Linked DNA regions of Homo sapiens: region 1 is linked to region 2. The links are chromatin loops, found by intact Hi-C in ENCODE. Cell type or tissue: CD4-positive, alpha-beta T cell. All regions are shown on one strand. Each heading gives the region's core, and the rest is flanking DNA. Links, peaks and the distances in the headings are about the cores only. Region 1 has its middle 21 kb from the start of CREB1. Region 2 holds the start of LOC105373854 (a long non-coding RNA gene).

The links. Peaks named below come from ENCODE experiments on the same cell type or tissue, not always from the same donor. Only the 100,000 strongest peaks of a DNase experiment are listed, where the experiment ranks them.
Region 1: it touches region 2 in a loop (2.7-fold over the local background); 3 of 110 quality-filtered maps call a loop at or near these places.

What each region holds. Positions count from the first base shown.
Region 1 is chr2:207,503,034-207,515,737 of GRCh38, reverse strand. No RefSeq gene overlaps it. Among named protein-coding and RNA genes, the nearest start is that of CREB1, 21 kb to the left of the region's middle. RefSeq lists an enhancer at 12,140-12,199. In CD4-positive, alpha-beta T cell, for the core only: a CTCF peak has its summit at 5,387 (motif pointing left); a DNase peak (open chromatin) is centred at 5,385.
Region 2 is chr2:208,056,223-208,068,926 of GRCh38, reverse strand. It overlaps LOC105373854 (a long non-coding RNA gene), which reads right to left and starts at 4,224. Exons shown (of 4, transcript XR_923815.3): 1 at 4,137-4,224. It also overlaps the pseudogene RPL12P17. RefSeq lists an enhancer at 4,148-4,197. In CD4-positive, alpha-beta T cell, for the core only: a CTCF peak has its summit at 6,578; a DNase peak (open chromatin) is centred at 6,636.

The DNA.
Region 1 (12,704 bases), core at 2,908-7,907, 550 kb after region 2:
TATCAGAGTATCTGACTTGTGTGTTCAGATGCTTAATCAGTGGTTGTCTTCCCAACCCCCCCACCAATCAAACACACACACACAACACATTTACATTAATAACATCCAAAGAAGGGCTGGGTCTATTTTCAAAAGCTCCTCCCAGCAAGACTTTTATTCTCTCTCCACCCTCCCCACTTCTGCGACGATTTAGAAACAGGTTTCTTGTCTGGGTGTGTACATATGATGGGGAAGGGGAGAATGAATCTTTTTTTGTTGTTGTTGTTTTCGTTTGTTTATTTGCAACTTTAAGTTTGTTTCCTTTGACAATAAGGCTGTGAAGAATTATGTCTCTTTTCAGGATTTCCCCCCAAATTTATTAAAGTATAGTTGACAAATAAAAATTGTGTATGTGTCAGGGCATGGTGGCTCATGCCTGTAATCCCAGCACTTTGGGAGCTCGAAGCAGGAGGATCACTTGAGCCCAGGAGCTCGAGACCAGCCTGGGCAACATAATGAGACCCTGTCGCTACAAAAAATAAAATTACTTTAACTAGGCATGGTGGCATGTGCCTATAGTCCCAACTACTCAGGAGGCTGAAGTGGAAGGATCACTTGAGCCCAGGAGTTGGAGGCTGCCGTGAGCTATGATCATGCCACTGTACTCCAGCCTGAGTGACAGATCCAGGCTTTGTCTCTAAAAAGACAAAAAAAATTACTAAAAAAAATTGTATGTATTTATAGTACATACAATGTGATGTTTTAATATATGTAAACATTATGGAATGATTAAATCAAGCTAATTAACATATCTATCACCTCATATACTTATTCTTTTTTGTGGTGAGAACATTTAAGATCTACTCTCTTAGCAATTTTCAAGTACATAATACATTATTCTTAACTTTAGTCACCATGCTGTATCATAGGTCTCCAGAACTGAGAATAAATCTTTTAGTCTGTGTACATCCCTGGGCAGCAAATGAGAATACGAACCCTTAAAAAATTCAATGTCATGATTGCTAGTGTTATTTTTCTGTGTAAACTTTTCTTAGCAAGGAATCTCTTCCTATTAACTAAATTCTTAACTATTTGACATACTTTTTAAAAAAGTCCTGTCAAAAATGACAATGATTTATTGTACATGTTTGTTTTTCTTCCAGGAATATCTTCTTGCTAACAGAACTTAGAGGAAGGCACATATGCCTGTGCCTCCCCTGCACAATTAGATTTTCATATCATTAGGGTTTTACATTTATAGATCAGGAAACATGTCTATTCTATCGTAATCCATGAGTTGGAGCAGATACATTTACAGTTCTGAGATCCTTTTAAGATTAGAGGCCCCTTAGTACCTATATTCTCAAACTATGAATGAGAGTTATAAAGAGTGAAATGGAGTTGAATTAGCTAGAATTTGTTGTGCTCACAGTCCTGGCTCTTGCCAGTATAATTTCTTAATCAAAGTCCACAATCTCCTTAACTAGGCTTCTTCCAGGACGAACTACATTCTTTTTGTCCCTCTCTTCCCCCAGTACAATTACCCAGTGCAAATTCATGGACCGAGTCTGCAGATGTTATTGTCTAATATGTTACTGTCTGATACTCTGTAAGTGTTACTAATATCTTTCCATGGCACAGTCCTAAATAGTTTTCGTAACTGTGGTTTTGAGCCTATGCTTTTGTCATTATGTGTCAGAGTTTCTTGCACATTTTCCAGGAAGCTGCAACTGAATCATTTTCAGGACTTTTATATAACCTAGTCTATTATGTGTAGTCCAAGATTAAGCAGATACTGCATGCTCTTGTGGCCTAAGTGATACAAGATGCGAAAGGGTTATAACCAAACACCCCTAAGTAGCTTGCTGAAGCCCAGGAATGCTTACTGGAATTATCCACAATATGTGATATAGCCAAAGGAGTTTAAAAAACGCCCTCTCTTCTTTTCCTTAGGGCTTGTCCTAAGTTGTCCCTTCCTTGTCAGAGCTTGCTACACACACAGAGGCCGAGCACCTGTCATGTGTTATGAATTATATTACGCATTCAGATATTTGTCTAAGCCATTAGACTTTAAGTGTCCCAATCCTCTTAACCCCAACTTCTCTTTCTATGCCTGAGTTTTGACCTTAACAGAGAGAACCAAATTTAGCATTCTAAACACAAGACAGAGGAAACTAGAATTCGAGGTCTACATGGAACAGAGATATAGGCCACACTTGGGATAACATATGGAGCAGGTATGAAAGGCCTGTGCTAAAGATTTTGTTCTTAAAATTCTTAAAGGTGAGGAATTATTAAATAAGAGGCTGATGACCTTTTTCCAAGAAAAAACATTGCAAAGTATGAAAATCTTATGGGACATACAGAAAGTATAAATTTACTTTGCTATTTTGAGCTTTTGCTGAAGAGGAAAATAATGGCAACTACTTCATAGGATTGTTGTGAGGATGAAGTGAAAAGATCCAAACATATCACTTTGCACTGTCCCTGGCACATTGAAAATGATTAATATTGGATATTACTATCATATTTCATTGCATCTGATTAAAATGTCATTTTTGTATCACCAATAAAAATTAATTTCCAATTAAACTGATGCAATGATTTATCACCAAATTATTTTACATTTATGAAAAAATATTAGACTTATTTAGACAGGTTTTTAAAATCGTATTATTGTGCCATAGATATAAAGGCAAATGTAAACAAATCTGTAAACATAACATTTCAAGTATTTCTAGGATTTTTTCATGATCAGAGTCTAATTCTTCAGGATCAGTTTTCAACTCAGAGACATTGATTTCTGTGTTTTTTTTCTCAAAATATTGTCTGTGATATCAAGTATTGAAAGTGAGAAATGCAACATTTCTAAAATGTTCCTCTCTGCAGAATCCCAGATTTTCTTTCAAACTACTATGCCCACTCTCCTTCTGTTTGCTCCATCTTACTAGAACGTGTCAATGGAAGGTTTTTAGAAAATGACCAGGTTTATATTCTTTTCTGAATTCCTGCTCTTTGGATCCTAACTTGTTTCTTTCATAGTCTCCCTGCTTTGTTCATGATAACTCCATTGCAGTAGTTGCTTAGATCGAAATCCCAGGAGTCATCCTTGGGTTCTGTCTGTCTCTTACATACCACATCTAATCTACCAAGTTTCTATATAGAGAATTTGCCCTCCTTTACTGCTACTGTTCTGGCCTGAGGCATCATCATCTCTCACCTATAATTACCTCTTAACAGGTTTTTCTGCTTCTGTCTTGGCCCCACTACAATTCTATTCTCAACGTAGTGGCCAGAGCAAATCTTACAAAACTAAGTCAGATAATGTCTCTCCTCTACCCAAAACTCAGCTCTCCCAGCTCCCCATTTCGCTCAGAGTAAAAGCCAAAGTCTTTGTAATGGCTACAGGTCTGACAAAATTAGTGCTCCCTGCTTCACCTCTCTCCCTCTCTTCCTTGCTTCTGGTGCACTTTGCTCAAGACTCACTGGTCTCGCAGTTTCTCAATCTCATCATCATGCTCCTGCTGGAGGGATCTTTGCTTTAGCTCTTCCCTTTGCCTGGAATCCTCCTCCTCCAGGATCTACAGAGTTAACTTCCTCACGTCCATCAAGATTTTGATGAAATCTCATGTTCTCACTGAAGCCTACCATGGCCACCCTATTTTAGACTGCAACCTGAATCTCTTCTGTGCTCCCTTCCATCCCATTCCCTGTAATCCACTCCACGGTTTCTTTTTCCCATAGCACTTATCAGTATAACATACTACAACATTTATTTATGTATTGTAGTTTATTATCTATCTTTCCTTAGAAGGGTAGGCATCTTTGATTTGTTCAGTAATGATTCCTAAGTGCCTAGAACCATGTCTCATTGGCATTCATTCAATACTTGTTGAGTTGTACTGAATTGTGATAAATCCTATGAGCAATGTCAGCACAAGGTGCTATGGGAGTATATAGAAATGACCCCACACAGATCAGGTTAAGAAAGACTGTGAAGGAGTTGAGGCCTCCCCTGAACTTTACTTTTTTGGAGATGAAGTCTTGCTATGTTGCCCAGGCTGGGGTACAGTGTCTGTTCACATGTGTGATCATAGCATACAACAGCCTTGAACTCCTGGCCTCAAGCAATCCTCCCCACCTTAGCCTCCCAAGTAGGTGAGACTACAGGCGCACCTCAGCTCTCAGCAGAACTTTTTTTTTTTTTTTTGAGTTGGAGTCTCGCTCTGTCGCCCAGGCTGGAATGCAGTCGTGCGATCTCGGCTCTCTGCAAGCTCTGCCTCCTGGGGTCACGCCATTCTCCTGCCTCAGCCTCCTGAGTAACTGGGACTACAGATGCCTGCCACCATGCCCGGCTAATTTTTTGTATTTTTAGTAGAGACGGGGTTTCACTGTGTTAGCCAGGATGGTCTCCATCTCCTGACCTCGTGATCTGCCTGCCTCAGCCTCCCAAAGTGCTGGGATTACAGGTGTGAGCCACCGCACCCAGCCTCTCTGCAGAACTTTTAAAGATAAATAGAGTGAGGCAGATGAAGGAACCACGAGAAGCAATGAAATCATAGATGCAAAGTGCTCCATTGGTGTCTTAGTCGGCTTGAACTGTTATGACAAAATACCATAGACTGGGTGGTTTAAATGACAAACATTTATTTCTCATAGTTCTGGAAGCTGGGAAGTCCAAGATCAAGGCATCTCTCTCTGTGGGTGAACACCCACTTCCTGGCTTGCAGATGGCCATCTTCTCATCTTCTTGTCATGTCCTCACATGGTGAAGAGAGACCTAGAGACATCTCTGGGATCTCTTATAAGAGCACTAACCCATTCATGAAAGCTCTACCCTCCTGATTTAATCACCTCCCAAAGCCCCACCTCCTAATATCATCATATTGTGGATGAGGATTTCAATATATGAATTTTGTGAGATCACAAACATTTGGTCCATTGCACTTGGGTATTGTTTCAGGTGGCTATTTGGATTGAATATTACCAATTGATTCCAATTCAGAGTATAGAAATCAAACCTCATGGGTAATGCACTTTGTAGAATACTTCTTCAGCAAAGCTTATATCTGCCTGAATTGTACCATGTTATCATAGTGAGCACTCATAACATTTCATGGTCAAATTGCATTGGCCGGGAGTTTCAGTCTGAACAGCCAAGGTGCCAAATCTTTGTTTTGGTCAACAGGGTAGCCAATAATAAAAACACTAAGCCAAAATCATAGTTAAGGTTTACAGTGAATATCTTTGGAAAGTAATGCAATGACTTAGAGATTTTTCTCATTTGAGATGTTCTTTTACCAGGGATATATTCGGAGATAGAGCCTTCACTATAAGTACAAGACACAAACCCACTCTTAAATCAGCTTTGTAACATATGATGTATGATTTATGTGTTCTTAACACTTTGTGCCATCTGGTGGCTTCATATTTAAGTAATTTTTCTTGATAATTAGATATCAAGCTTAGTTGTTTCTACCTGTTAGAGAAATATATGTGTTGTCAACATGTAAATATAACACATTTCAGAACAGAAAATTCTTGAAAATGTTTGCTTGTGCCCTTTAAATTTTAGTGGGCTGATACAAAGCCTCCTTGCTCTCCCAATTTTAACTCTGCTCATAGAATTGCCTAAACTCAGTCCCTTACTGGCACACAATAAGCAATACACATTATGTTAAATAATTGAATCAAATAGATTTTGATCCAGAAGAAACATATAGCATAAGCCTAAAGGACTTTAGGGAACATAACTTAATGTACATTTTGGATTTGTAAAATAGGGCTCATCATAGTTATCTATCTCAGTCTCTATGAGAATTAATACAGGCAATATGAGTTGATATATGTAACAGTCTTTGGCACACGTCTTTTATTAATAGACTTTATTTTTAAGGAAAGTTTTTTTTTTCTTTTTTTTGAGATGGAGTCTCACTCTGTCATCCCGGCTGGAGCAGTGGCAAGATCTCAGCTCACTGCAATCTCCACCTCCCAGGTTCAAGTGATTCTCCTGCCTTAGCCTCCTGAGTAGCTGGGATTATAGGCACCTGCCACCACGCCTGGCTAATTTTTGTATTTTTAGTAGAGACAGGCTTTCACCATGTTGCCCAGGCTGGTCTTGAACTCCTGACCTCCAGTGATCCACCCACCCTGGCCTCCCAAAGTGCTGGGATTACAGGTGTGAGCCACCGCACCCAGCCCTAAGGAAAGTTTTGGACTTGCAGAAAAAGCAAGCAGATAATATAGAGAGTTCCCATGTAACCTCCCCACCCCACCCTACCCAAAGTTTCCTCTATTGCTGACATCTGACATTAGTATGGTACATTTGTTATAATTAATGAAGCAATATTGATAGAGTATTGTTTTGAACTAAAGTCCATAGTTTATTGAGAGTTTCTTAGTTTTTGCCTAGTGTCCTTTTCTGTTCCAGAATCCATCCCAGGATACTGTGTTATATTTAGTTGTCATGTCTCCTTAGGCTCCCTTGGCTGTGTCAGTTTCTCAGACTTTCCTATTTCTGATGACCTTGACAGTTTGAGGAGGACTGGTCAGGTATATTGTAGGTTGCTCCTGTATTGGAATTTGTCTTTGGCACATTTTAAAGCTTCTAAAAGTGTTTGTTACTGATATTATTGCTTCATATTCAGATTAAATGTGGAACAAAGCTAGGATATGGGCAGGGGATAGTTTTGTTGAAAATTTAGTATTTAAAAGATTTATTTTGAAGCATAGTCAATTTATCAGTGCCAAAAACGGACAAAATTTGGTTTGCCTACATCCATCCTTCCATCTTCCATTCAGTAAATATTGTGAGGATAGTGTGTATTAGATGCTGGGGATTCAATAATAAAGAAAATGTAACTGCTTTCATAGAGCTTCCAGACCAATAGGAAGAGAGTCAAACAACTAAAGAAATAATCTGCAAGATAACTTGTGACAATAAAGAAAATATTCTTATATTAAAGAACATCTTAGTAGGTGAGGGGAAAGGGGACTAACTTTATTAAGATCATGCATTAGGATATTATAGAGATAGAAAACAGAATAACAGGCTTAAACAAGGTAGAAATTTTCTGTTCAGGAAATCAGGGAGTCAGTTCAGAGCTAATATGGCAGCTCCACAGTGCCAGGGTCCCATACCCCTTCCACTTTGTTGCTCTGCTGTGCGTGGATTAATTTCTCAGCATCATCTCTTGTCTAAGACTATTTCTGGGGATCCAGCTATCACATCTGAATTCCAGCCATCATGAAGCAGGAGGAGTCAGAGAAGATAACTCCCCTTTTCACATTTCTGTTTACTTTTTGCTGTTTTGACAGAACTTTTTATTTTACTTTTTGTTGTTTCTGTTTTGACAGAACTTAGTCAAGGGGCCTTATGCAGCCACCTTACCTAGTCTCTTTGTCCAGGTGGCCATGTTTACCAGCTAAACATCAGAGGTTTTATTGCTATACTGGTTCTCACGCTATGGCGTGCATCGGAATCACCGGCAAGACTTGTTGAAATACAGATGACTGGCCCTCATCCCCAGTTTTTCATTCAGTAGGAGAATAAGAATTTGCATTTCTGACAAGTATCTATGTGATGCTGATAATGCTGGTCCAGGACCACATTTTGAGACCCATTGCTGTAAAAAGGGAGCATGGCCAGATACAGTGGCTCACACCTGTAATCCCGGCACTTTGGGAGGCTGAGGTAGGAGGATGACTTGAGCCCAGGAGTTTGAGACCAGCCTAGGCAACATAGCAAGACCCCCATCTCTACAAATAATAATTTTAAAAAATTATCATGCGTCTGTGGTCCCAGCTACTCAGGAGGCTGAGGCAGGAAGATCACCTGAGCTCAGGAGGCTGAGGCTGCAGTAAGGCTTGATTGCACTGCCACACTCCAGTGACAGAGTAAGACCCTCAGGTGACAGAGTAAGACCCTGTTAAAAAAAAAATGAAAGAAAGGAAAAAAAAAAAAAAGCAAGCATGGATATTGAGGGAACACTCTCTGATTTGGACCATGATATGGACTTTGATCATTTACATTTTTTGTACTGAGACAGACTATGCTTTCTTTTTTTTTCTTTTTTTATTTTTTAGATGGAGTTTCACTCTTGCTGCCCAGGCTGGAGTGCAGTGGTGCAATCTTGGCTCATTGCAACCTCCGTCCCCTGGGTTCAAGCGACTGTCATGTCTCAGCCTCTCGAGTAGCTGGGATTACAGGCACCCGCCACCATACTCGGCTAATTTTTGTATTATTATTATTTTTTTTAAGTAGAGATGGGGTTTCACCATGTTGGCCAGGCTGGTCTCGAACTGGTGACCTCGTGATCCACCGCCTCGGCTTCCCAAAGTGCCGGGAGTACAGACATGAGCCACCGCGCACGGCAAGACAGACTGTGCTTTCTTAGATCAGGTATCTGGTCTTTGAGATGTCTGTTCTGGGTAGCTTTATGCAATTTAGTCAGTTTTGTATAAGGTCTGTTTTCGTTATCTTACTGCTATGTAACAAACCACCTCAAAGCAAAGTAGCTTAAAACAGTCATTTGCTTATGACTGTGGATCTGCAATTTGAGCAGGACTCAGTGGAGCTCATGCTGGGAGTACAGGCATGAGCCACCATGCCCGGCGAGACAGACTGTGCTTTCTTAGATCAGGTATCTGGTCTTTGAGATGTCTGTTCTGGGTAGCTTTACACAATTTAGTCATTTTTGTATAAGGTCTGTGTTTTCGTTATCTTACTGCTATGTAACAAACCACCTCAAACAAAGTAGCTTAAAGCAGTCATTTGCTTATGATTCTGTGGATCTGCAATTTGAGCAGGACTCAGTGGAGAAGTCTGGCCTCTGCTCTTCATGTGGTGGCTGGCCTTGACTGGATAGAAGGATCCAATATGGCCTTCCTCACATGTCTGGAACTGGCTGTCAACTGGGGCACCTCGGTGTTCTTCTAGGTGACTCTCTAGCAGTACAGCAGTATACCCTGGACTTTCTTACATGGAGGCTTGGAGCTCCAAGGGGGCAAGATAGAGGTTCTAAAGCTTCTTTAGAAAGCCTAAGCCTAGCAATTAAACTGAGTCCTTTCTGCTAGAATCTCTTGGTCGAAACAAATAATGAAACCAGCCCAGATTCAAGAGGAGAGGAAGCAGACTTCATCTATTGATGGGAGGAGTGGCAAAGTCACAGCAAAAAAGAGCATGCAGTGGGGAGGGATTATTATAGCTATCTCTGCAACAGACTGCCACAGTCAGAAATGAGAATGCCAGTATTACAGTAGGAACCTCATATAATTGTCATGTGGACATAGACCTATCATTTATTGGATTTTATCCCTATCAGGACCAAAGTGTAATTTGGATAAAACACTTCCAAAATATTTTGGTTTACTAATAGAAGTGTGGCAAGATCAAACAGGGTTTTAGAAAGGTTTGTTGGTTATTGAAAAAATGTTTCCATTTCTTCACTGATAAAAAAGTTCAAAAATGGGGACAAGTTGAAAATAAGTTCATAAATATTTTTCTGCTGGTCTTCTTTAAATACATGAGTATTTTGATTGAAAGTTGATGTCAACTTTTGAAAGTCAGCATTTAAAAAAATAATGTTCTACCTATGCAATGTGAATTTCCACATAAAAGAGGTCATGTTTATAGTCTGTTTTTATATGTGGTATAATTTAGAGTATGAGAAAGAGACTCCTCTTTCCCTCCCCCATCCAATGAAATTTTTACCAGTGCCTGAAATATTACCAGGAGTGATTCACTATTTGTTTCAAGCATTGCTCACTTTCACTGGGTTTTAACATAGCAAATATTTCTTGGAAGGAAAGGACAGGAAGTAGCACTGTGGTATGAATAATTTAGAGAAGCATTCTTTCTGAGGTTCCTGGGTGTCTTTGGAGGAAGGCGGTTCTGAAAGGCAGGAGGTGGGTGTGGTGGAGCAGGGGAGGATGAAGAATGTGGGATAGAGGTACTGAGCCCACATTTCTCTACCTCACATAGCCTGCTGCTTAGGAGGCATGATTAGGCTGATGTGATTCTGAACCTACTTTTTATTTTGGATAGAACATATTGTACCTATAATATGGTATTCATGCTCTCTTTGTGTTTTTTCCTAAACACTTTTCCACAAAGGGTATTTATTTACCCTTAAAATTTTATCTCCAGTAATGTGCTTTAGGGCCTTTCTCTTATAATAACTTTTAGCTTTTGTGATTTTCCTTTGGAACTAAATATCCCTTTGAGCCTGTCCTTTTCATCCTATTTTCCAAGGTCTAAGACACAGTCCTGGCATTCTAGGGGCCTCTGAAATTGCTGGTCCACTGTGGGAAAATCCCGGCTTGGGCAGAGTCAGTGTTGTTTTGTTCGCCAGGTGTTGAATAGACTGCAGAGTGAAGCTGCCTCACAGCCTGTGTTTTCCTGGTTTGAATAGCAAGCTTAGTTACTTCATTGACTTTCTTAAGGGTACCCGGTTCCTCCTTTTAATTTATGCCTTTACCCAGTGAAAACTAAATCCAACTCAGAAACCCCTCATAATTTTATTCTAGGGAGTTACTTTTGTTTGAGGAGCTAATATAGTTACAGGACTGTGATTTTATTATTCCCACAGAAAGCAAAAAGCACGAGCCTGTTCTGCGGTTCAGATGAAAAGCTCTGTGACTAACAGGATTCTTTCTTCCTTTCTTTCTTTTTTTGGGTTCCATTTCTCTCATTAGCTGCCAGGTCGTTTCATGACAGTTCTCCCAGCTGAAGTGATTTATCACGTAGAGTGAAGAAGTGGGAACTGTGTCGTTTCTTTTTACCCCCTGACAGTGGGGCTTCTCCTCCTGCTGTCAGGGCACGCCAACAGCCCATTGCTTTGGTGGTATGGGCTGAGGAAAGGAAGCTTGACTTGTAACTATTGCGGTTCTGCAGAAGGCCCTGGCATGTAGGGCAGTGAGCCAGTGGCTGCAGTCTGCCTCCTGGTGCTCCCTCCTAAAGCCAAAGGCTCTTGGAAGAAAAGACTTAGTTTTGCAGCCAAACTAGAGGTGGAGGTCTTTCTGCGGTAGTCATGGTAATCTACTCAGTATAGATTTTATAGTTAAGCAGAGGCTGCCGTAAGGAAAACTGGGGCCAGAGCTGGACGGGCATTTGCCTCTTGAAAGGCTCTGCCTGTGGCTCCTCCTCCACCCCCAGCTGGCTGATAGGATCCCCAGGAATATCCACAGGCTGTTGAAGGCTCCTCGGTGTTAGTGTCCCATCCTGTCTTCCTTAGTCCCTCTTTTCTCCCCAACCATTTCATATTAGCAAGCACATTTTTTTTTAAACTTTTAAGTTCAGGGGTAATAGGTTACGTAGGTAAGCTGCAGGTTTGTTACACAAGTAAACTTGTCTCATTTCATCACCCAGGTATTAATCCTATTAGGTATTTTTCCTGATCCTCTCCCTCCTCCCACCCTCCACCCTCCAATAGGCCCCAGTGTGTGTTATTCCCCTCTGTGTGTCCGTGTGTTCTCATCATTTAGCTTCCACTTATAAGTGAGAACATGAGGTATTTGCAGTGTGACGAATCCAATAGTAGCTTACAGTTATGACAACAGCTGAAGAAGCTGGTGATAAAGGCATGTTTTGTCTTGATGTCAGTTAGAGGTCTACCTGAAAAATAGGTGAGCCATAGACAGTGAATAAATCAAACAAGTGCAAATTTGATAACAAGATGGACCAATAAGTTGTCAATAAGTGGAGAACAAATGTAATACAATTCCTGGTATTCTCTTGGAGAAACCTCTGCTTATGAGTCCTCTAGCTTTCAGCCTCTGTGCCTGGGCTCCATCTATATATCTAGACTCATCCCAGTTACTGAGCCAGTTATGACAAATAGGGAATATGTCAGTATACCAGAAAAGTATAATCCAGAAAAGAGAAACCCTGCTGAGCATTTGAAACAGAGGGAATATGCAGGGAACTGGTTATACAGGAGACAAAAGAGCTGAGAAGCCAAACAATGGATGGTGAGATAATCCAAAGAATTGTGATAGCAGAAAACCAGTACCACTTCTAAACTGGAGGTCAACAGGGAGGAGGTCGTATTTTTTTTTTTTTAAACCGAAGAGGAGGCACTAGGGTCATCTGTTGGGAGCTGGAGCCAGAGAAGAGATGCTGAGATACTGCCCAAGGCAGAGAGGGAGGAGGAAAAATATCCTGGGAAATACAGCTTGCAGTGGTCAGTCTCCTGGGACCCAGAGAACAGCAGCAGAGCGTGAGGACTGGCCCAGGCAGGAAGCCCCATGCAGTGTGTGCATGGGAGGGAGGGAGCTCAGAATCGAGTCTTGGCTGGGGGTGGACCTTGTGTCCACAGTTCTAGGGATGACTACTGCCTGCTGTGAAATCTACCAGTGGCAGCACCTTCTGTCATCACGAGGTCTGGTAGGGTGTGGTGGCTGAGAGAACTGTATCGTTCTTGATAGACATGTGGGTCCCATGGACATAAGCATTTATTCAAAACTAAGTGAGCTATAATATTTAAATTATACCTTGATAAAATATGTATTAACACACACGAAAAGCATCAGGCTCTGGAGTCACACTGTCTATGTTTGCTCCTTATGAGCTATTATGAACTGGACTGTGTCTTCCTCAAATTCATGTGTTGTTGAAGCCTCAGCCCACAATATGACTATATTTAAAGATAGGGCCTTTAAGGAGGTAATTACAGTTAAATGGGGTTCCTAAGGGTGGGACCCTAATCTGACAGGGCTGGTGTTTT
Region 2 (12,704 bases), core at 4,120-9,119:
AAAAAGAAGAAAGGGGGCCAGGCACGGTGGCTCATGCCTGTAATCCCAGCACTTTGGGAGGCCAAGGCGGGCAGATTACCTGAGGTCAGGAGTTCGAGATCAGCCTGACCAACATGGTGAAACCCTGTCTTTACTAAAAATACAAAAATTAGCTGGGCATGGTGGTGGATGCCTGTAATCCCAGCTACTTGGGAGGCTGAGGCAGGAGAATTGCTTGAGCCCAGGAGGCGGAGTTTGCAATGAGCTGAGATCACGCCATTGCACTCCAGCCTGGGCGACAAGAGTGAGACTCTGTCTAAAAAAAAAAAAAAAGGAAGGGAGGAAGTAGGGGGGGCAGGAAGAAAGGAGAGAGAAAATGGAATATTGTCAAATTGTGAGAGAGACAATAACTTGCTTAAAACTTGTTTGATTAGTAGTTGAAGCATTAAGTAATCATGATGCAAATCTTCTAATCGAAAACAGACTTGTGCTTTGAGTAGTATGCTTTTAAAAGAAGTTAGAATTGAATTATTTAATGCAGAAAAAAGATCTCATATTTCTCATTAAAATATTTCAGCAGTTAGTTTATATGAGGTTGACAACTCTTTTTGCTTCAGCAAACAAAAATGAAATGGCTCAATTAGCAAAATCATTAAGGAAAGACTTTTGTGGAGGAAAATATGCTTTATCAGAAGCAATGCAAAGAAGAGTGAATATTGTTGGGAACTATTCCATCACGAAGTCAGAAACATCTAAAATCTGAATTAGCGAAAATAACATAGACTTCAAGGAAAAAAATCAAAACCAGTGAAAGAAGACAATTATTTTCATCATTAAGAAAAGTGAATGAGTTTATAATAACCAACACGTACCCTAATGCTCAATTCGAAGAAGCTTGTAGACACATTCTTAGTAATAATAAATTAACATTAACAGAGGATGAAAAAACATTCTACACCTGGAATATTTGTCAGGAAACAAGGACCAAGACATTCAGGGCAATTCATGCTTTATGTGTTTTTCAATTTCATTTTAAGAATAACTTTTGGCCGGGCGCAATGGCCCACGCCTGTAATCCCAGCTCTTTGAGAAGCCAAGGCGGGCAGATCATGAGTTCAGGAGTTTGAGACCAGCCTGGGCAGCATGGTGAAACCCTGTCTCTACTAAAAATACAAAAATTAGCCGGGCGCAGTGGCATGAGCCTGTAATCTCAGCTATTCGGGAGGCTGAGGTAGGAGAATTGCTTGAACCTGGGAGGCGGAGGTTGCAGTAAGCCGAGATTGCACCACTGCACTCCAACCTGGGTGACAGAGCAAGACTCCGTCTCCAAAAAAGAATAACTTTTAAAATGTAAATGTTTGCAGTATTATCTTTCAATTGTTTGAATCATTTTATTTGGCATTATTGTGTGTTAATGTTCCCTTCTTTTAATATATTCTATTGTCTAACTCAGGTAGAAATTATTTTTATGGGTCATTGAAATGTAGTGTAATCTTGTCTCAATATATATGTCCATAATAATAATAAACCATATAACCCATGCATTTATTATCACTGTCTGGGGGGATTTCTTGTTTGTTTTGGTTGCAGAAAGCTTTAGAAACTTTTTGTATAATCCCATCACAGAAAAATGGTCCGCTATTTACTAGTGTAGTCAGTCATTGTTTTTAAAAACATACCAAGAAGATGTTATGGGGAAATGTAGATAACTTATGATTTTGAGGATCACCAAGAATTCTCAAGAATTCTAGTTTTTTGTTCCAGAATCCTGCAGATTAATAACTCTTAGAAATTATCAAACACTAGTACAGTGCCTGGGATAGAGTAGACATCAGCATATATTTAGAATGAATGGGTATTATTTTGTTTAATAGTCACAGCAATCCTGTCAAGAAGATGCAAATGTGCCCATTTTACTCATTAGAAATACCTGGATCTCCTTTGAGGTTCCTGTGAGACAACACCTTTAGGAGTCTTAAAAGTTCTATTGTTTACTGAGATGGTCTATGAGGCACATCCTTGAGATTCTTAGACATACTACTAGGCCTGCCCTTAAATTTTTCTGACAAAGCATCTTATTCTGGATTTGATCTTAGGCCCTAGAGATATTTATTATTTGGGAATCTTTTAATGGAAAAGACCAGGGATAAGCAACAGTTTTATTTTATAACCCAATATTTGTACTTTTCCATTTTTGCTAAGAACTTGAACAATTTTTCTTTTTTCTTTCTTTTTTTCTTTTTTTTTTTTTTTTTTGAGACAGAGTCTCACCCTGTCGCCCAGGCTGGAGTGCAGTGGCGTGATCTCAGTTCACTGCAACCTCCGCCTCCCGGGTTCAAGTGATTCTACTGCCTCAGCCTCCCAAGTAGCTGGATTTACAGGCGTGCACCACCACACCCTGCTAATTTTTTATATTTTTAGTAGAGACAGGGTTTCACCACATTGGCCAGGCTGGTCTTGAACTCCTGATCTCGTGATCCTCCTGCCTCGGCCTCCCAAAGTGCTGGGATTAGAGGCATGAGCCACTGCACCGAGCCCACAATTTTTCTTTAGATCATCTCTCCTGTCTCATATTTTGTCATAGGCAACTGAAAAAAGCCAGTTGGCACCTTCTACATTCTGCTTGGACATCTCTCTAGCCAACCCCACAAGCTGTTAAGCACTCTTTCTGTTTTCCACGTTCCCATAGGCGACAGTGTCCTCACACTTTCTGTCGCTACATAAAGAGTCCTCTGTTTTCCAGCCCCTATAAATACTTTGCTCAGTCTTTCACACCCTCACCCATAGTCTCCTCCTGGCTTTTTCTGCTTCTCCCTGACACTCTGTCCCAAAGCCAGTGCCATATGGTTTGGGTATTCGTTATGATAGCACCCCACTTCCAAGTACCAAATTCTGCCCAAGTATCTATTATTACTGCACAATACTGTAGTGGCTTGAAACAACCATTTATCATGACTATCTTCAAACAGGGCACAGCAAGGGACAGCTCATTTCTGCTCCAGAATGCCTGAGGCCTCAGCTGCAAGACTGGAATAGCGGGGGGACCAGAACAACCAGGGGTTGGCTGGGCATCTGTTTCTCTTTCTCCCTCTGTCTGTCTGTCCCTCCCCACCCGCCTTTCCACAGTTTCTTCCTGCAGCCACCTTAGGCTTCCTTATTCGATGGCAGCCTCTGGGTAGTCAGACTCTCACAGGGAAGCTCGGGGCTCCAATCAATGTCCTAAGAGACAGGAAATGGAAGCTGCCAGTCTCTTAAAGCCAAGCTTGGAAACCAGTACAGTGCCACTCCCCGGATATTCTACTGGTCAAAGCAGTCAGACTCGAGGGGAGGAGACATAGGTCCCATTTCTCAATGGGAGCAGTGTCAAAGAAGGTATAGTTGTCTTTCACCTATTATTATTCACCTATTTTACTATGGTTATAATAATATGGTAAAATAATATGGTAAAGCTTTGTGATAACAAAGATTATAAAACTTTATTATTATTATTATTATTATTATTATTATTATTATTATTACTGAGAGGGAGTCTCACTTTGTTGCCCAGGGTGGAGTGCAGTGGCACGATCTCAGCTCACTGCAACCTCTGCTACCCAGGTTCAAGCGATTCTCCTGCCTCAGCCTCCCAAGTAGCTGGGATTACAGGCACCTGCCACTGTGCCTGACTAATTATTGTAGTTTTAGTAGAGACGGGGTTTCACCATCTTGGCCAGGCTGGTTTTGAATTTCTGACCTTGTGATCCACCCGCCTCAGCCTCCCAAAGTGCTGGGATTACAGAGGTGAGCCACCATGCCTAGCCAAAACATTATTATTATTATTATTATTATTATTATTATTATTATTGAGAGAGGGTCTTGCTATGTTGCCCAGGCTGATCTTGAACTCCTGGCCTCAAGCGATCCTCCAGCCTTGGGTTCCCTAAGTGCTGGGATTACAGGCATGAGCCACTGTGCCTGGCCAATTCAGATATTATTTAACTCCTGCCCAAACCCACTCTTAAAAGGGGGCATCCTCAAGTTCCTATCTTCTACACGGTGGTGTCTTGTGATCATTCTGAGACTCTCAGTTCCGCATATGAAGCACACCGTTTGAAAGAGTTGGTGTGCAGAATAGTTTTCATTCATCTCTCTAGGGTAATGCTTTGTCCCTTCCTCACCTGCTCTGTGTCCCAGGAGGCAGGTCTTTCCCTGTAGGCTTCCAGTTGATTTCAGCCACTGGATGACAACAGAAGTTCCATGGAGGAGGTAAGGGAGCGTGAGAGTGCTGGTTTTATTCCCCAGCTTCATCCCAGCTGAGTCATTGTGGTTTGGCTTTCTGGCTCTCCAGGCAGCATTCTCCATTTAGCTACACCATATTCTCTGTCAATTAGTTCAGGCCTAGACCAATAATATCTTCCTGGTTCTTGCTAACTTCAGGATACTGCACCATTCTTTGTGAGGTTCCCTTAAACCTGATTCTTTATTAAATTCCTCTAAATTATTCTATTTGGGTCTTCTGTTCACCGACAGAGACGGATACAGACGGTCTACTTCTGATATAACTAACACTTTAAAACTCTCCCTACTTTTTTTTTTTTTTTTTTTTTTTTTAAGTCAGGGTCTGGTTGTGTTGCCCAGGCTGGAGTGCAATGGTGCAATCTCAGCTCACTGCAGCTTCTGCCTCCCTGGTTCAAGCGATTCTCCCACCACAGCCTCCTGAGTAGCTGGGACCACAGGTGTGTGCCACCACATCAGGCTAATTTTTGTATTTTTTGTAGAGATGGGGTTATCGCCATATTGCCTAGGTTGGTCTCAGACTCCTGAGCTCAAGTGATCCACCCACCTCGGCCTCCCAAAGTGCTGAGATTACAGGCATAATCAGCCTTTTTCTTATCAGAATTGTGTATTAATGTAGTTTTCCCATTTTTTAAATCAGGCTTTTGATCCTTTGTCCTTCCATTTATTTAGAGTTCTTTACATATTAAGAATATTATACTTTTATCTGTAATACAGCTCACTGCTTATTGTGTTTTATTTTTCTTTTTGTGGGAAACAGGGTCTCATTCTGTTGTCCAGACTGGAGTGCAGTGGCACAATCACAGTTCACTGCAAACTCAACCTCCTGGGCTCAAGCAATCCTCCCACCTCAGCCACCCCAGTAGCTGGGACTAAAGGCACGCACTGCCATGCCCAGCTGATTTTTTTTCATTTTTAAATTTTGAGATAGAGTCTTACTCTGTCACCCAGGCTGGAGTGCAGTGGTGAGATCTCGGTTCACTGCAACCTCCGCCTCCCGGATTCAAGCAATTCTCCTGCCTCAGCTGGGATTACAGTAGCTGGGATTACAGGCACCTGCCACAACGCCCAGCTAATGTTTTGTATTTTTAGTAGAGATGAGGTTTCACCATGTTGGCCAGGCTGGTCTCGAACTCCTGACCTCAAGTGATCTGCCTGCCTTGGCCTCCCAAAGTGCTGGGGTTACAGGCATGAGCCACCATGCCTGGCTTGTGCTCATTGTTTTTTGACTTTGTTTACAGTGGGGTATTTAGCCATGCCCCCAAAAAATTATTTTTATTTTTAATGTAGTCAAATTTATTAACATTTTCTTTTATTGCCTCTAGATTTTGAGGCTTTCTCTATATCAAGGTTAAAGAAGAATTCACCCATGTTTTCTTCTAGCACTTGTGTGATTTTGTATTTTACATTTAGATTCCTACTTTGAATTTATTCTTCAATATGGTGTGACGTATGAATTTAATTTTATCTTTTTCCAAATGTACCATCTGTCCCAGAACCGTTTATTTAAAAGCTTATCTTTGTAGAACTTGAGGATAACTGGTAGATTTTAAAAAATAATAACAAAAGTTTATCTTTGACCCAATGGTTTGAGATGCCAGTTCTTCATATAGTCAATTACCATATGTGTTTCTTTCTATTTCTGGACTTTTTATTCTGCTGCATTAGTCTACTTGTCTAGTCATGGGACAGTACCACTGTGTGTTAATTATAAAAGGCTTTATAGTGTGTTTTAATATCTGTTAGTCTACTTCAAAGTTTTGTGTGTTTTTAAATGTTTCCCTGGCTATTTTTACATGTTTCTCCATATAAACTTTAGTATCAACTTGTATGGCTTCATTTAAAAAGCTAGCTGCTATTTTTATTGGGATTATGATCGTTAATAAATTGACTTGGACAACTGACATCTTTGTGCTGCTTAGTCATCCTATCCAAGAACAGGAAATGTTTTAATTATTAGGGGCTTTATAGAATATTTTAATATGTGGCAGGCTACTCCCTGCTAAAAGTTTTTCTTTTTTATTGGTTTCTCGACTATTCTTGCTTATTTTTAAAATATAAACTTTAGTATTAATTTGTTTGGCTCCATAGGAAAGTTTGGTGGTATTTTCATTGGAATTGTGATAAATCGACTTAGGAAGAAGTAACAAGGCCCCCAGATCTGATCACTTCAAAATAGATATTTTGAATGTAAACACACACACACACACGCACACACACACACACGCACACCAGAACCTAAAAATTCATTCCAGATGTGGAAAGGATCAATGTCATTCAATTTAGCAAATATTTATGTATTACCTGCTATTTGCAAATTACTATAATAAAATATAACATGAGTCACTGTCTCTGTTCTCAAGAAGATAAGCACCTGAAGGGGGCGATAAGCACTTACTGATTATAGTGAGCCTGCACAGCATTTAGTGCAGTGTCTTTTGGGGTGAGCATCTCTCTACGCCACATAAATCTACAGCCCAAATATCTATGTGCAGCACTTGGATATATCCACAGCAATCCATGGCAAAAATGCAATTTGCTTTTTCTTGCATCTGCTGCATGTTATTATAACTTCTTATTCTCTAGGGCTCTTAATCACGTCTAACATTGATCCTCACTCCCAAAATGTTCTCTCTCATAGGAGAAGAAAAGATTAAGATGAGACCATTCATTTATTCTATAAATATTCCTTGAGTACCTTCCGTATGTGAAGAATTGCTCTTGGAGCTGAACTCTTAGTGGATTACAAGAAAGACCACATCCCTGCTTGAGGAGATTCCATTCTAGAGACAGAGACAGTTCAGGCAGAAACAAACAAGTTGAACGATACAACATAATTGCAGGGTGAGGAGGTCTGTATGGAAGAAGAAGGCAGGGAAAGGAGATGAAGGGCAAGGTGCCCTTTTGGATAGGACAGTGAGGGAAAGCCTTGCTGGGGAGAAAGAATTCGGGCAGACTTGAATGATGTGAATGGGGGAATCACATGAAGGTCCTTGGAGAAGACCCTGCCATGCACAAGGAGCATCTGCAGAGCCCGGGGGCCACACAGCCAGAAGAGAAAGCAAGGGAGAGACAGGGAGAAAAAGGGCTTCAGGTGCACAGTGCCTAGAGCAAGTAGGTACTCCAGGTTCCCCAAAAGGAGTTTGGATTTTGTTCTGCGAGAAAGGATGCTTTTTTGCAGGGGTATGACACGTGTGATCTTTAAATTTGGCTGCCATGGAGAAAATGGACTGTAGTGAGGGGGAAAGGGGGAGGCTGGTCAGAAGTCACTGTGCTGATCATGTGACAGATGACAGGGGCTTGGACCAGGGGACCACAGAGGACAAAAAAAGAAGCAAAGTGGAAGAATGTGGGAATTTTTTTGGAAGACAAACTAACAGGACTTACAGATGGACTGAATTTGGGAGTGGAGGGAGAGGAAGAGCCCAGGGTGGCTCTCTAGTTTTTGGTTTGAGTAACTGGGCGAATACCAGTACCATGTATTAAAAAGAGGTGACTATTGGAGAAGGAGCAGGTTTGGGGCAAAACCATAGAGATCTATTTTAGACACATTATTCAAGATACTTGGTTACTTCCCACTAAGTTTTAATAACCTAGCATAAGTTATATTGTCCTTTTCTATTCTTCTTTCATCCCCAATTAGAGTTGTTCCCAGGACAGTGTTTAACCTAAATGTGAAAGAAGATATGGCAAATCATCATTTGATCATTTCTGAAGGTCTCAAGCATTATCCTTCTATAAAAAGGATTAAATAAGGCCGGGTGAGGTGTCTCACGCCTGTAATCCCAGCACTTTGGGAGGCCAAGGCGGGCAGATCACCTGAGGTTGGGAGTTTGAGACCAGCTTGACCAACATGGAGAAACCCCGACTCTACTAAAAATACAAAATTAGCCAGGCATGGTGATGCACGCCTGTAAGCTACTCGGGAGGCCGAGGCAGGAGAATCGCTTGAACCCGGGAGGCGGAGGTTGCAGTGAGTCGAGACCATGCCATTGCACTCCAGCCTGGGCAACAAGAGCGAAACTCTGTCTCAAACAAACAAACAAAAAGGATTAAATAGTCTGGGTGGAGTGGCTCACGCCTGTAATCCCAGCACTTTGGGAGGCCAAAGTAGGCAGATTGCTTTGAGTTCAGGAGTTCGAGCCTGGTCAACATAGTGAAACCCCATTTACACACACACAGACAAACACACAAATCAGCCAAGCATGGTGGCTCACACCTGTAGTCCCAGCTACTTGGGAGGCTGAGGCTAGAGAATTGCTTGAGTCTGGGAAGCAAAGGTTGCAGTGAGCTGTGATCACGCCACTGCACTCCAGCCTGGATGACAGAGCGAGACCCTGTCTCAAAAGAAAAAGGGGGGAGGGATTAAATAAATATTGTCATTGATAGCAAAAGCTGTTTGGATCTAGTTGATGATATAATCTAGATACATGTCCTTGCCCAAACCTCATGTTGAAATGTAATCCCCAGTGTTGGAGATGGGTCCTGATGGGAGGTGTTAAGGTCATGGGGGCAGATTTCTCATGGCTTGGACCTGTCCTGGAGATAGTGAGTGAGTTCTCATGAGATCTGGTAATTTAAAAGTGTGTGGTACCCCCACCTTCACTCTCTCTCTCTTGCTCTTGCTTTTGCCGTGTGAAGTGCCAGCTCCCACTTCACCTTCCACCATGAATAAAAGCTCCCTGAGGATTCACCAGAAGCCAAGCAGATGCCAGCACCATGCCTCCTGTATAGCCTGCAGGAATATGAGCCAATTAAATCTCTTTCCTTTATAAATTACCCAGTCTCAGGTATTTCTTTATAGCAATGCAAGAATGGCCTAATACAGCTGATTTCAACTATAGTCAAGGAGGGGAAAAAAGTAAGTGGAGGTTAAACAAAGTTGTTTGCCGTTTTTCACATAATCAGGAGCAGAGATAAAGTTATAACTTGCAAGTGGCTCTATTCAGGCTGATGGTGCACGATCACAGTGCTTTGGTTACCTGGTGGGCCTCATGGGCTGAGGCCTCAAAGGCATAACCAGGCCCTATTGTGATCTCTGCATTGGAAACATGGGACCTTTTTTCAGCATCTGCCATCCACAAGACACTGTGCCCAGGACTTTCACCATGTCTCATAAGGTAGCCCTACTATTATTCCTAGGCAGCTCTTTATTCCCAGAGGGTTTGCCTTGACTTCTTAGATATAATGGATCATTTGAGTTTTGCTTGTGAAATTGTGAAAAGTCTTTAAGAGCAAACACATACCTCAATGAGACCATAAAGGGGTTAAGGCATGTGCAGTGCTTTGAGGTGTTCAGGTGAAAAGCTCTCAGTAGTATTAATTATTATTCTTTTAGTTAAAAGTAGCTCTTTTTTTATATATATACTTTAAGTTCTAGGGTACACGTGCACAACGTGCAGGTTTGTTACATATGTATACATGTGCCGTGTTTGATTGCTGCACCCATTAACTTGTCATTTACATTAGGTATTTCTCCTAATGCTATCTCTCCCCTATCCCCCCACCCCACGACAGGCCGGGGTATGTGATGTTCCCTGCCCTGTGTCCAAGTGTTCTCATTGTTCAATTCCCACCTATGAGTGAGAACATGTGGTGTTTGATTTTCTGTCCTTGCGATAGCTTGCTCAGAATGATGCTTTCCAGCTTCATCCATGTCGCTACAAAGGACATGAACTCATCCATTTTTATGGCTGCATAGTATTCCATGGTGTATATGTGCCACATTTTCTTTTTTTTAATATATATATATTTTTTATTATATTTTAAGTTCTAGGGTACATGTGCACAACATGCAGGTTTGTTACATATGTATATATGTGCCATGTTGGTGTGCTGCACCCATTAACTCGTCATTTACATTAGGTATATCTCCTAATGCTATCCCTCCCCCCTCCCCCCTCCCCACACCCCAAAACAGTCCGGGGTGTGTGATGTTCCCCTTCCTGTGTCCAAGTGTTCTCATTGTTCAATTCCCACCTGTGAGTGAGAACATGCGGTGTTTGGTTTTTTGTCCTTGGGATAGTTTGCTGAGAATGATGGTTTCCAGCTTCATCCATGTCCCTACAAAGGACGTGAACTCATCATTTTTTATGGCTGCATAGTAATGTGCCACATTTTCTTAATCCAGTCTATCACTGATGGACATGTGTGTTGGTTCCAAGTCTTTGCTATTGTGAATAGTGCCACAATAAACATACTTGTGCATGTGTCTTTATAGCAGCATGATTTAAAATCCTTTGGGTTTATACCCAGTAATGGAATCACTGGGTCAAATGGTATTTCTAGTTCTAGATCCTTGAGAAATCGCCATACTGTCTTCCACAGTGGTTGAACTAGTTTATACTCCCACCAACAGTGTAAAAGCATTCTTATTTCTCCACATCCTCTCCAGCATCTGTTGTTTCCTGACTTTAATGATCACCATTCTAATCATTGTGGTTTTGATTTGCATTTCTCTGATGACCAGTGATGATGAGCATTTTTTCATGTGTCTGTTGGCTGCATAAATGTCTTCTTTTGAAAACTGTCTGTTCATATCCTTTGCCCACTTTTTGATGGGGTTGTTTGATTTTTTCCTGTAAATTTGTTTAAGTTCTTTGAAGATTCTGGATATTAGTCCTTTGTCAGATGGGTAGATTGCAGAAATTTTCTCCCATTCTGTAGGTTGCCTGTTTACTCTGATGGTAGTTTCTTTTGCTGTACAGAAGCTCTTTAGTTTAATTAGATCCCATTTGTCTATTTTGGCTTTTGTTGCCATTGCTTTTAACAAAACAATAAGTAAAACATGAGTCCACAAAAAGCTGTGAGAGGGATATACCTTATAAAGACCTTGGGTTCTTTCGGCTCTTGGCTTGGAGGAGGCCAAGGTGCAACTTTCTTCCGTCATCCTGAATCCGGGTTCATCCATCACCAGCCACCTCCACCATGCTGCAGAAGTTCGACCCCAACGGGATCAAAGTCGTATACCTGAGGTGCACTGGGGGTGAAGTCAGTGCCACGTCTGCGCTGGACCCCAAGATCGGCCCACTGGGTCTGTCTCCAAAAAAGATTGGTGATGACATTGCCAAGGCAATGGGTGACTGGAAGGGCCTGAGAATTACAGTGAAACTGACCATTCAGAACAGACAGGCCCAGATTGAGGTAGTGCCTTCTGCCTCTGCCCTGATCATCAAAGCCCTCAAGGAACCACCAAGAGACAGAAAGAAACAGAAAAACATTAAACACAGTGGGAATATCACTTTTGATGAGATCATCAACATTGCTTGACAGATGCAGCACCCATCTTTACCCAGAGAACTCTCTGGAACCATTAAGGAGATCCTGGAGACTGCCCAGTCTGTGAGCCATAATGTTGATGGCCACCAACCTCATGACATCATAGATGACATCAACAGTGTTGTTGTGGAATGCCCAACTAGTTAAGAAGCACAAAGGAAAATATTTCAATAAAGGATCATTTGACAACTGGAAAAAAAAAAACACCACCTTGCGTTCTGCAGTCAATTCTCCCTGCCTAAGTGAAAATCCCTGATATTTTGTGAATGATGGGACACAGTCATTCCAGTCCCCAGCACTAAGTCATAGTACATAGAGCAGGGCAGAATATCTGTAGCTACTGTGAATGAAATTATTTTGAATTTTGTGGGAAAAGAACAGTGGGATTGGGCCAGGAAGGAATGATTTACATTTTAAGCATCAAATGTGTGAATATTTTTTTCCAAAAATATAGTCTTCTTTTATTATAAGAAAAGTAATACAAGTTTTACATAGAAAATTTAAAAATACAGACTATTTTTTTTTTTTTTTGAGACAGTCTTACTTTGTCGTCCAGGCTGGAGCGTAGTGGCGCGATTTCGGCTCACTGCAACCTCTTCCTCCCAGGTTCAAGCGATTCTCCTGCTTCAGCCTCACGGGTAGCTGGGATTACAAGTGCCCACCACCATGCCTGGCTAATTTTTGTATTTTTAGTAGAGATGGGGTTTCACCATGTAGGCCAGACTGGTCTCCAACTCCTGGCCTCAAGTGATCCGCCCGCCTCAGCCTCCCAAACTGCTGGGATTACAGGCATGAGCCACCATGCCCAACCAGAATATTATTTTTTAAATGACATTTAAATTAATTTTAACCACTACTGAGATAATCACTATTAATATTTTATTTATATACTACAAATATATATGTGTATGTGTATGTATATTTATATATAATCATCTTTTAGAAATATCGACTTCTATGAGTGTATTCTTTAAGAGAACATAATTTGAAAACTAAAAGATCAACTTTTGAAAACCTTTGTTATTGGGAAAGTTGCCTAGCCAGATATAATAACAATTACTGGCATTTTATAGCATCTTATGTGAATTCTCTCTTTTATTACTAAAAATAGCTATTGTTATTAACATAATAATAATTATTATTGACATATTAGTAACAGAAGAAAGAATACC